Regions from separate parts of the Homo sapiens genome. Here region 2 is linked to region 1. Evidence: read pairs that join two places in POLR2A ChIA-PET (ENCODE). Cell type or tissue: Panc1. All regions are shown on one strand. Links, peaks and the distances in the headings refer to the core of each region. The heading gives the core; the rest is flanking DNA. Region 1 overlaps LOC107986092 (a long non-coding RNA gene). Region 2 overlaps FLNB (filamin B).

Region 1 (5,375 bases), core at 149-5,148:
GCAACTTCTCATCAATTCAAGTTTGATCATGAAATTGTAGGAATTCAGTCACATCTTCAGGGTCCACTTCCAATTCTAATTCTCTTGCTATTTCCACATCTGCAGTTCCTTCCTCCACCGAAGTCTTGGACCCCTCAAAGCCATCCGTGTAGGTGAGAATCAACTTCTTCCAAATTTCTTTTTTTTTTCTAATTTTTAAAATTATTTTTATTTTATTTATTTATTTTTGTTTTTATTTTTTTTGAGACAGAGTCTTGCACTTTCACCCAGGCTGGAGTGCAGTGGCGCGATCTCGGCTCACTGCAAGCTCTACCTCCTGGGTTCACGCCATTCTCCTGCCTCAGCCTCCCGAGTAGCTGGGACCACAGGCGCCTGCCACCACGCCCGGCCAAACTTCTTCCAAACTTCTGTTCATGTTAATATTTTGACCTCCTCCCAGGAATCACAAAGGTTCTGAATGGCATCTAGACTAGTGAATTCTTTCTGAAAGGTTTTCAATTTACAAGATCCATCAGAGGAATCACTATAGCCTTATGAAGTGCATTTCTTCTTCTTTTTTTTTTTTTTTTTGAGTCTCATTCTGTCACCCTGGCTGGAGTGCAGTGGCACGATCACAGCTCACTGCAGTCTCAACCTCCTGGGCTCAAGCAGTCCTCCAGCCTGAGCTTCCTCAGGTGTATGCCACCTCAGGACCACAGGCATGCACCACAACACCTGGCTAATTTTTAAATGTTTTGTAGAGACAGGGTCTCGCCATGCTGCCCAGGCTGGTCTCAAACTCCTGGGCCCAAGCCATCCTCCTGCCTCGGCCTTCCAAAGTGTTGGGATTATAGGCGTGAGCCACCTCACCCGGCATGAAGTGTATTTCTTAAATAACAAAACTTGAAAGTTGAAATTATTTCTTGAATGGCTGCAGAATGGCTGTTGCGTTAGCAGGCATGAAAACAACATGTTAATCTTTTTGTACGTCTTACAGATCTCCTTGGGTGATCATGTGCACTGTCGATAAGCACTAATCTTTTGAAAGGGATCTTTTTTCTGAGCAGTAGTTCTCAACAGTAGGCTTAAGATATTCAGTAAACCATGCTGTAAATGGATGTGCTGTCATCCAGGCTTTGTTTGTCCGTTTATTAAAGCACAGGCAGAGTGGAAATTTTTTAAAGGGTTCTAGGATTTTAGGAATGGTAAATGAGCATTGGCTTCAACTGAAAGTCACCAGCAGCATTAGCCCCTAACAAAGGAGTCAGCCTGGGCTGGACATGGTGGCTCATGCCTATAATCCCAGCACTTTGGCAGGCTGAGGCAGGAAGATTGCTTGAGCCCAGATGAGACCAGCCTGGGCAATGTAGGGAGACTCTGATTCTACGAAAAACTTTTTTTTTTTTTGAGATGGAATCTCCCTCTGTCACCCAGGTTGGAGTGCAGTGGCATGATCTCGGCTTACTGCATGTTCTACCTCCCAGGTTCCAGTGATTCTCGTGCCTCAGCCTCCCAAGTAGCTGGGACTACAGGTGCCCGCCATCACGCCCGGCTAATTTTTTGTATTTTTAGTAGAGACGGGGTTTCACCGTGTTAGCCAGGATGGTCTCGATCTCCTGACCTCGTGATCTGCCCGTCTTGGCCTCCCAAAGTGCTGAGATTACAGGTGTGAGCCATCACGCCCAGTCCAAAAAATTTTTAAAAAGATAGCTGGGCATGGTGGCATGCACCTGTGGTCCCAGCTACTTGGGAAGCTGAGGCAAGAGGATCACACTTAAGCCCAGGAGGTCAAGGCTGCAGTGAGCCATGACTGCCACTGCACTCCGGCCTGGGCAACTGAGTGAGACCCTGTCTCAAAAAAACAAAAACAAAAACAAAAACAAAAAAAAGTCGGCCTGTCCTTTGAAGCTTTGAAACCAAGCATTGATTTCTCCTCTCTAGCTATGATAGTCCTAGATGGCATCTTTTTCCCAACAGAAGCCTGTTTCATCTACATGGGAAATCTGTTGTTTAGTGTAGCCACTTTCGTCAAGGATCTTAACTAGATCTTCTGGAGAACTTGCTGCAGCTTCTGTATTAGCACTTGCTACTTCACCTTGCCCTTTTATGTTATGAAGACAGCTTTTTCCCTTAAACCTCATGAACCAACCTCTGCTGGCTTTCAACTTTTCTTCTGCAGCTTCCTCACTCTCTGAACCTTTATGGAATTTAAGAATTGCTCCGGATTAGGCTTTGGCTTAAGGGAATATTGTGGCTGGTTTGATCTATCCAGACCACGCAAACTTTCACCACATTAGCAAAAGGCTGTTTTTGCTTTCTTGTCATTTGTGTGTTCACTGGAGTAGCACTTTTAATTTCCTTCAAGAGCTTTTTCTATCATTCATAACTTGGCTGTTTGATGCAAGGGACCTATCTTTCACCCTATCTTGGCTTTTGACATGCTTTCCTTACTAAACTTAATTATTTCTAAGTTTTGATTTAAAATGAGAAATGTGTGACTCTTCCTTTCACTTGAACACTTTTGAGACTATTTTAGGGTTATTATTTGGCCTAATTTTTTTTTCTTTCTTTCTTTCTTTTTTTTTTTTGGGGGGAGACAGGATCTTGCTTTGTTGCCCAGGCTGGAGTGTAGTAGCACAATCATGGCTCACTGTGGCCTTGGCCTCCCGGGCTCACACAATCCTCCCACCTCATCCTCCCAGAGTGCTGGGATTACAGGTGTGAGCCACTGCACCCTGCCTGATTTCAATATTGTTGTGTCTCAAGGAATAGAAAGGCCCGAGGAAAGAGAGAGAGAGATGGGGTGGACTGGTTGGGGTAACTGGTCGGTGGAAGAGTCAGAACATACACAATAAAAGCTTTCAATTTCTCCACATCCTCAACAACACTTATTTTCTGTTTTGTTGCTTTGTGTGTTTTAAATTTTTTAAAAATTAATTATTTATTTTTTGAGATGGAGTCTCACTGTGTTGCCCAGGCTGGAGAGCAATGGTGTGATCTTGGCTCACTGCAGCCTCTGCCTCCCGGGTTCAAGCAATTCTCATGCCTCAGCACCCCCTCCCCCAAATAGCTGGGACCACAGACATGCGCCACCATGCCCGGCTAATTTTTGTATTTTTAGTAGAGATGGGGTTTTGCTATGTTGGCCAGGTTGGTCTCAAACTCCTGGTCTCAAGTGATCTGCCTGCCTTGACCTCCCAAAGTGCTGGGATTACAGGCATGAGCCACCGTGCCGGGCCATGTATATGTTTGTTTTAGATAATAGCCATCTTAGTGTGTTTGCAGTGATATCTCATTGTAATTTTGATTTTAGTTTCCCTAATGATTAGTGATATTGAGTATTTTTTCATGTGCGTATCGGCCATTTGCATATCTTCCTTGGAGAAATGTCTATTCAAGTCCTTTGTCCATTTTTAAATAGTTTTTTTTTCTGCTGTGAATTGTAGACGTTCTCTCTCTATATATTCTAGATATTAATCATTTATCAGATATAATTATTTTCTCTTATTCCTTGGGTCGCATTTTTACTCTGTTGATAGTGTCCTTTGTTGCACAAATTTTAAAATTTTGGTAAAGTCCAATTTAACTATTTTTTTGTTTTATTGTCTGTGCTTTTGGGGTCATACGTGAGAAATTTTTAAGTTAGATGTCATGGAGCTGCTCCCGTATGTTTTCTTCCCAAGGTTTTACAATATTAGCTCTTATATTTAGGTCTATGATACATTTTGAGTTGATTTTTGTATTTAGTTGGCCCTTGAACTTGAATAATTAGGGGCATTGATCCTCCTTGCAGTCAAAAATCCATGTGTCGGCCGGGCGCAGTGGCTCACACCTGTAATCCCAGCACTTTGGGAGGCTGAGGAGGGTGGATCATGAGGTCAGGAGATCGAGACCATCCTGGCTAACAAAGTGAAACCCAGTCTCTACTAAAAATACAAAAAATTAGCCAGGTGTGGTGGCTGTCAGGCCTCTGAGCCCAAGCTAAGCCATCATATCCTCTGTGACCTGCATGTATACATCCAGATGGCCTGAAGCAACTGAAAATCCACAAAAGAAGTGAAAATAGCCTTAACTGATGACATTCCACCATTGTGATTTGTTTCTCCCCCACCCTTAAGAAGGTTCTTTGTAATTTCCCCCCTACCCTTAAGAATGTACTTTGTGAGATCCACCCCCTGCCCACAAAACATTGCTCCTAACTCCACCGCCTATCCCAAAACCTATTAGAACTAATGATAATCCCACCACCCTTTGCTAACTGTCTTTTCAGACTCAGCCCGTCTGCACCCAGGTGAAATAAATAGCCTTGTTGCTCACACAACGCCTGTTTGGTGGTCTCTTCACACAGATGCGTGAGACAGTGGCGGGTGCCTGTAGTCCCAGCTACCTGGGAGGCTGAGGCAGGAGAATGGCGTGAACCTGGGAGGCGGAGCTTGCAGTGAGCCGAGATTGCGCCAACGCACTCCAGCCTGGGTGACAGAGTGAGACTCTGTCTCAAAAAAAAAAAAAAAATCTATGTGTCATTTTTGACTCCCCCAAAGTTTAACTACAAACAGCTTACTGTTGACTAGAAATTTTACAGTAACACAGTCAATTAACACATTTTGTTTATCTATTATATACTGCCTTTTTTTTTTTTTTTTTTTGCGATGGAGTCTCACTCTGTCACTCAGGCTGGAGTGCAGTGGCACAATCTGGGCTCACTGCAAACTCTGCCTCCCAGGTTCAAGCGATTCTCCTGCCTCAGCCTTCCAAGTAGCTGGGATTACAGGCATGCGCCATCACGCCTGGCTAATTTTTGTATTTTTAGTAGAGACAGTGTTTCCCCATGTTGGCCAGGCTGGTCTTGAACTCCCAACCTCAGGTGAGCCACCCGCCTCGGCCTCCCAAAGTGCTGGGATTACAGGTGTGAGTCACTGCACCTGCCCTATATTCTTAATAGAGTAAATTAGAGTAAAGAAAATGCTATTTAAAAAATTGTAAGGAAGAGAAAATACATTCACTGTTCATTAAGTGGAAATGGGTCATCACAAAGGTCTTCATCCTCTTCACTTCCTGTTGAGTAGGCTGAGGAGGAGGAAGAGGAAGGGTTGATTTTGCTGTCTCAGGAGTGGCAGAGGCAGAAGAGGTGGAGGAGGTGGAAGGGGAGGCAGGAGAAGTGGGCACACTCAGTGAAACTACAGAAATGCAATGTAATTTATTTCTAACTTTTTTATTCATTCCTCTAAAAATATTTCTATATGATAGCAATCCCTTTTCTACCATTTGCTATAGTTTTAGTGCCCATATCATGGAAGGGTCCATGTAAAAGAAGTAAAAAGCAGGCATGAATAATAAGAACCCTTCTGTCAGACTGTCTAATGTTAATTTTTTTTCTAGTAACGATTCTTTTATGT
Region 2 (5,375 bases), core at 139-5,138, 420 kb before region 1:
GGCTGTGCCAGCTGCTCCCATCCCCCAGGAGTCTGACTCGTCCCTGCCTTGGCCCTGGGCAGCACTTTCCCTCCTAGCTCTTTGGCATCTGGGGTCATGGTGGGGCTGCCTGCCATCTGTCAAAATTTTTGCTGCCCTGGGTGTGGTGGTAAACCCCCGCACTATCCAACTTGGTGTCATGGAGCTGGCGACAATATTTTTACAGTGGTTAGTGCTTGGAAACTGGACTTCTGGGTTATGCCCTGTACAAACAGCATCAAAGTCGCTGGGCTAGGGTGACAGAGGAGGCTGCCAACAGGGAATTCTGTGGCTCCTGGGACAGGAATGGATATGGGAGGTTGGGGGCCAGTATTTTCGGTTCTCTTGAGGAGTTGGCGAGTATTAGTCTTTGCCCTGATGGATAGAAGGAATCTGTCTGTGTCTTGCATGAACCGTGTACTTCCCCCAGTTACTCCTTGGACACCAGCTGCCTGCTGTTCATAATTGGGCCAGATTTCTAATACTGCAGCGCTACCAAATGTCAGTTTTAGGCCATCTCTGGTGTAGCCAGGGAACGCCCAACACCTTTCCCAAAGGTAGAATTTGTGTGGGTTTTACTTCACTGAGTGACTAATGCAGATCTTTATGTTTTAATGATGGGAAGAAATTCGTCAGCCTGGGTACTTTTTCCATGTGATGGGGCAAAAATTTAAAACACTTGCACAACGGCTTTTGTTTCTCCAGCTACTAAAGGTGACTGTCATTTAGGCATTATCAGTATGATCAGCTGATGTTAACCCACTCCCCTTCTGGAGACCCGTTTCTGTTTCTGGGAAAGGTGTAGGACATGCTGGATTTGGCAAGATTGCAGGTCCCAGGCAGATGTCCGGACTTAGACTCTGGCTCTTTTTTTTTTTTCCAGACAGGGTCTCCCTCTGTCACCCAGTCTGGAGTGCAGTGGCGCGATCTCGGCTCACCACAACCTCCGCCTCCCAGGTTCAAGGGATTCTCCTGCCTCAGCCCCCTGAGTAGCTGGGATTACAGGCGTGCACCACTATGCCCAGCTAATTCTTTTTTTTTTTTTGAGATAGAGGCTCACTGTCACCCAGGTTGGAGTGCGGTGGCCCGGTCCGCCTGCCTCAGCCTCCCAAAGTGTTAGGATTACAGGTGTGAGCCACCGTGCCTGGCCTCAGCTAACTTTTGTATTTTTAGTATCAACGAGGTTTCACCATGTTGGCCAGGCTGGCTTTGAATTCCTGGCCTCAATTGATCTGCCCACCTCGGCCTCCCAAAGTGCTGGGATTACAGGCATGAGCCACCGCGCCTGGCCCAGACCCTGGCTCTTACTCCTAGGTCTACCTCTACCATCACTGGGGCCCTCGCCTGAACCTTTTGCCCCATCTATAAAATGGGAGAACTAGACTAGGTCTGTGTCCCCCAAGCTTCAATCATTTGTAAAGGAACCACCTTTACTATTTTGCCATATCCCACGGCTGTCTCTATTTCATTTTTCACTTAATATTATTTTCCCCTGCAGTTGACTCACTTGTAAAACAAATGTATTTGAAAAGGAGACTTTGTGTCACTATAATAACGGAAAAACAGCGTCACTAGGTAAATGGAAGGTAACCATAAATAAACCCCAAACAGTTATTAAATTCCAGCCAGCACTGTTGCCTGTTCACAACATGAGGCATACTCTCTTTTGGTTAAAAAGGGAAATTAGCAAGAGATGGAGAGGTGTTGAAGGTAACCTAGCACTACATTGAGCCTTTTCCTTGACCTGCTCAGGAGGATTGAGAAAGAACTAGGAGAACTGGGAAGAGAATAACGTCTTTTTGTGATGCAAAGTGCCTGAGTGTGACCAAGAGCTCAGAGTAGTAATGTATAGATGCTTTGTTTGGATACTTATGCAGCCATTACCATGTGCCAGGGGTGTAGAGGGGCTAGGAGTATAGAGGGGATTGGGACTTGTTCACTGACTTCTGGTTGCTTGTGGTCTAGTAGTGGGGAGGTGGTCATAGAATATTGAATACAAACGAAGATCGAACAGGCTGCAGGGGTTTAATAGGAAAATCACAGGACTAAATTCTGTCATGTGTACATGGGGTCTACAAATAAGAGTTGTTTAGAATTTTTTTTAATTTAAATTTCCCATGAAATATAAATCTATTTCATTCCAGAATGATTCTAGAGAAGCTCTAAATACATTAAAGTTGTGTTGGCTGGGTGCAGTGGCTCATGCCTGTAATCCCAGCACTTTGGGAGGCTGAGGCTGGAGAATCACTTGTGGCCAGGAGTTTGAGACCAGCCTGGGCAACATGGGAGACCTTATCTCTACCAAAAAAAATTTTTTTTTCTTTTCTTTTTTTTTTTTTTGAGACAAAGTTTCGCTCTTGTTGCCCAGGCTAGAGTGCAATGGCATGATCTCAGCTCACTGCAACCTCCGCCTCCCTGGTTCAAGCAATTCTCCTGCCTCAGCCTCCCAAGTAGCTGGGATTACAGGCATGTACCACCACACCCAGCTAATTTTGTATTTTTTTTAGTGGAGGTGGGATTTCACCATGTCGATCAGGCTGGTCTTGAACTCCTGACCTCAGGTGATCCACCCATCTCAGTCTCACAAAGTGTTGGGATTACAGGCGATAGCCACTGCACCTGGCCAAAAACATTTTAATAAATTAGCTGGGTATGGTGGTATGTGCCTGTAATCCTAGCTACTTGGGAGGCTGGGGCAGGAGGATCCCTTGAGCCCAGGAATTCCAAGCTGCAGTGAACTATAATCAGGTCACTGCACTGAAGCCGGAGTGACAGAGTGAGACCTTGTCTCTTAAAATAAATTTGTGTCATTGTTTGTTGTTTTTATGGTGTTATGACAATGATCCATCTTAACCCTTTATGTAGTGGTAACTAACTTTCTCTTTTCCTAAAAGCTGATTTGAGTTTTAGGTTCTCTTGGAGTCTGTGACAATTGTAAATAGATAAGATATAACAAAATGGCCTGAAATACTCTTGCAACACTCATATTTCCCCCCTCAGATTAGCATGTTCTATACTCTCTGCAAAGCAAGATATACACCAGAATTAGGCCTCTAAAAAGCCTCATACTGCTAATCTCTGGGAATGAATGGTGTTCTTTGGGATAATGGGATATGAAGCTCAGTCTGATTTTTCTGTTCTGCTGGTAGCTTAGGGCCCCCTTTCTTCTGTTGGGTTTTTTGGGAGAAGGGAAGTTGTGATTAAGAATGAGAATTCTTTTTTTTTTTTTTTGTCTCAAGAGTCTTGCTCTGTCGCCCAGGCTGGAGTGCAATGGCTCGATCTCGGCTCACTGCAGTCTTCACCTCCTGGTGTCAAGCGATTCTCCTGCCTTAGCCTCCAAGTAGCTGGGAATACAGGCACCTGCCACCATGCCTGGCTAATTTTTTGTATTTTTAGTAAAGATGGGGTTTCACCATGTTGGCCAGGCTGGTCTCGAACTACTGACCCCATGATCCCAACCCCCCCGACCTCCCCGGCCTCCCAAAGTGCTGGGATTATAGGGGGGAGCCACTGCGTCCAGCCAAGAATGAGAATTTGGGAGTCAGGCACCTCTGGGATTGAATCTGGAATTGACTGAGTGTACATGCTTTCTCTGAGGCCTCCGTCCTCACTGCTCTCATCTATAAACTGGGAATAATCATAGTTTCTATCTGAAACAGTGGGTGTGAAGATTTAACGAGCTAAATTGTAAAGTGCCTGAGACATGGGAAGAAGTCAGGATGTGCTAATGGGTAATCTTACACTTCCCCAATGGAAAGGGCCAGGTTTATATTACTCTAGGCTGGTAGTAAGCGAGGCAAAGGAGATATCAGGTTTCAGCTTTGTTAGAACATGCTAATGGCACCAGGACACTCAGAAGAGATACAGAGTTTGAGACAAATGGCACCATGAGCCCTGAGACATTGTGTATGGGGTGAATCGGATAGCAAGAATAGACTTCAAGGAGGGAAGTAGGGCAGTTAGAATCCTTTCAGCTGCAAGGAACTGAAAACTGGCTCACATAGAAGGAAAATGATTGGCTCATGTCAGCAAGCCTAGATGCAGAGCAAGTTATGGGTTTCAGGGATCCAGCATCTAAATGATGTCATCAAGAACCCAAGTTTTTTGGGTCTCTGCTCTGTTGGTTTCTTTCATCCTAAAGCTGGTTCTCCTGTGGTTTACCATAGTAGAGTTCCTGTGAGAACTCCACTCTGACCAATCAGGCCTTCCCAGAGCCAGGGATGGATGGAGTCGCTTCTTTTGAGGCCCATGGGTCCTATCTGGAGGGGATGGATCCAGACTCCTATCAGGAATCTAGGAGGGGCCGGGCACGGTGGCTCATGCCTGTAATCCCAGCACTTCATAATGCCAAGGTGGACAGATCACTTGAGGCCAGGAGTTCCAGATCAGCCTGGCCAGTATGGTGAAACCCCATCTCTACTAAAAATACAAAAATTAGCTAGGCGTGGTAGCAGGCGCCTGTTGTCCCAGCTACTCGGGTGGCTGAGGTGGGAGGATCACTTGAGCCTGGGCACAGAGGTTGCGGTGAGGTTGTGGTGAGCTGTGGTTGCGCTGCTGCCCTCCAGCCTGGGCAACAGAGTGAGACCCTGTCTCAAAAACAACAACAACAAAATCTTATGTACCCCATAAATATATACACCTACTGTGTATCCACAAAAGTTAAAAATTAGAAAAGGCAAATTGCAGAGATTTCCATATGCTATGATACCGTTTATATGAAGTTTTACATATGTCATAAAAATACAGATAACCTTTAGGGGAATGATCATTACCAAACTTTTGGATAACGGTTTCTGGGGATGGGCAGAGAGGGCTATACAGTCATGAAGAGGTGTATAGGGGCTTTCAACTCTTTGTAGTGTTTTATTTCTTCAGTCCCATGGTGGTTATATGATTCTTCACTCCCCTTTTTTTGTGTGGAATATTTTTCTTATAAAAAGTGTGTCTTTTATTTATTTATTTATCTTTTTCACATGGAGTCTCACTCTGTCGCCCAGGCTGGAGTGCAGTGTTGCGATCTCGGCTCACTGCAAGCTCCGCCTCCCGGGTTCGCGCCATTCTCCTGCCTCAGCCTCCCGAGTAGCTGGGACTACAGGCGCCCGCCACCACGCCTGGCTAATTTTTTGTATTTTTAGCAGAGACGGGGTTTCACTGTGTTAGCCAGGATGGTCTCAATCTGCTGACCTTGTGATCTGCCTGCCTCGGCCTCCCAAAGTGCTAGGGGATTACAGACGTGAGCCACCGTGCCCTGCCTTTTTTTTTTTTTTTTTTTTTTTTTAAAGGCAGAGTCTTGCCCTGTTGGCCAGGCTGCAGTGCAGTGGCCTGATAATGGCTCACTGCAGCTTCCACCTCCCAGG

What was found. ChIA-PET counts read pairs that join two places held together with the same protein. Peaks named below come from ENCODE experiments on the same cell type or tissue, not always from the same donor. Only the 100,000 strongest peaks of a DNase experiment are listed, where the experiment ranks them.
Region 2: POLR2A ChIA-PET joins it to region 1 with 7 read pairs; 3 of 35 experiments call an interaction of 5 or more read pairs at or near these places.

The regions. Positions count from the first base shown.
Region 1 is chr3:58,446,418-58,451,792 of GRCh38, forward strand. The region is part of intron 1 of LOC107986092 (a long non-coding RNA gene); the gene reads left to right. Among named protein-coding and RNA genes, the nearest start is that of PDHB, 15 kb to the left of the region's middle. In Panc1, for the core only: no CTCF peak of the experiment used is centred there; no DNase peak of the experiment used is centred there.
Region 2 is chr3:58,026,273-58,031,647 of GRCh38, forward strand. The region is part of intron 1 of FLNB (filamin B); the gene reads left to right. Among named protein-coding and RNA genes, the nearest start is that of FLNB, 21 kb to the left of the region's middle. In Panc1, for the core only: no CTCF peak of the experiment used is centred there; no DNase peak of the experiment used is centred there; H3K4me3 peaks cover 368 bases; H3K27ac peaks cover 2,313 bases.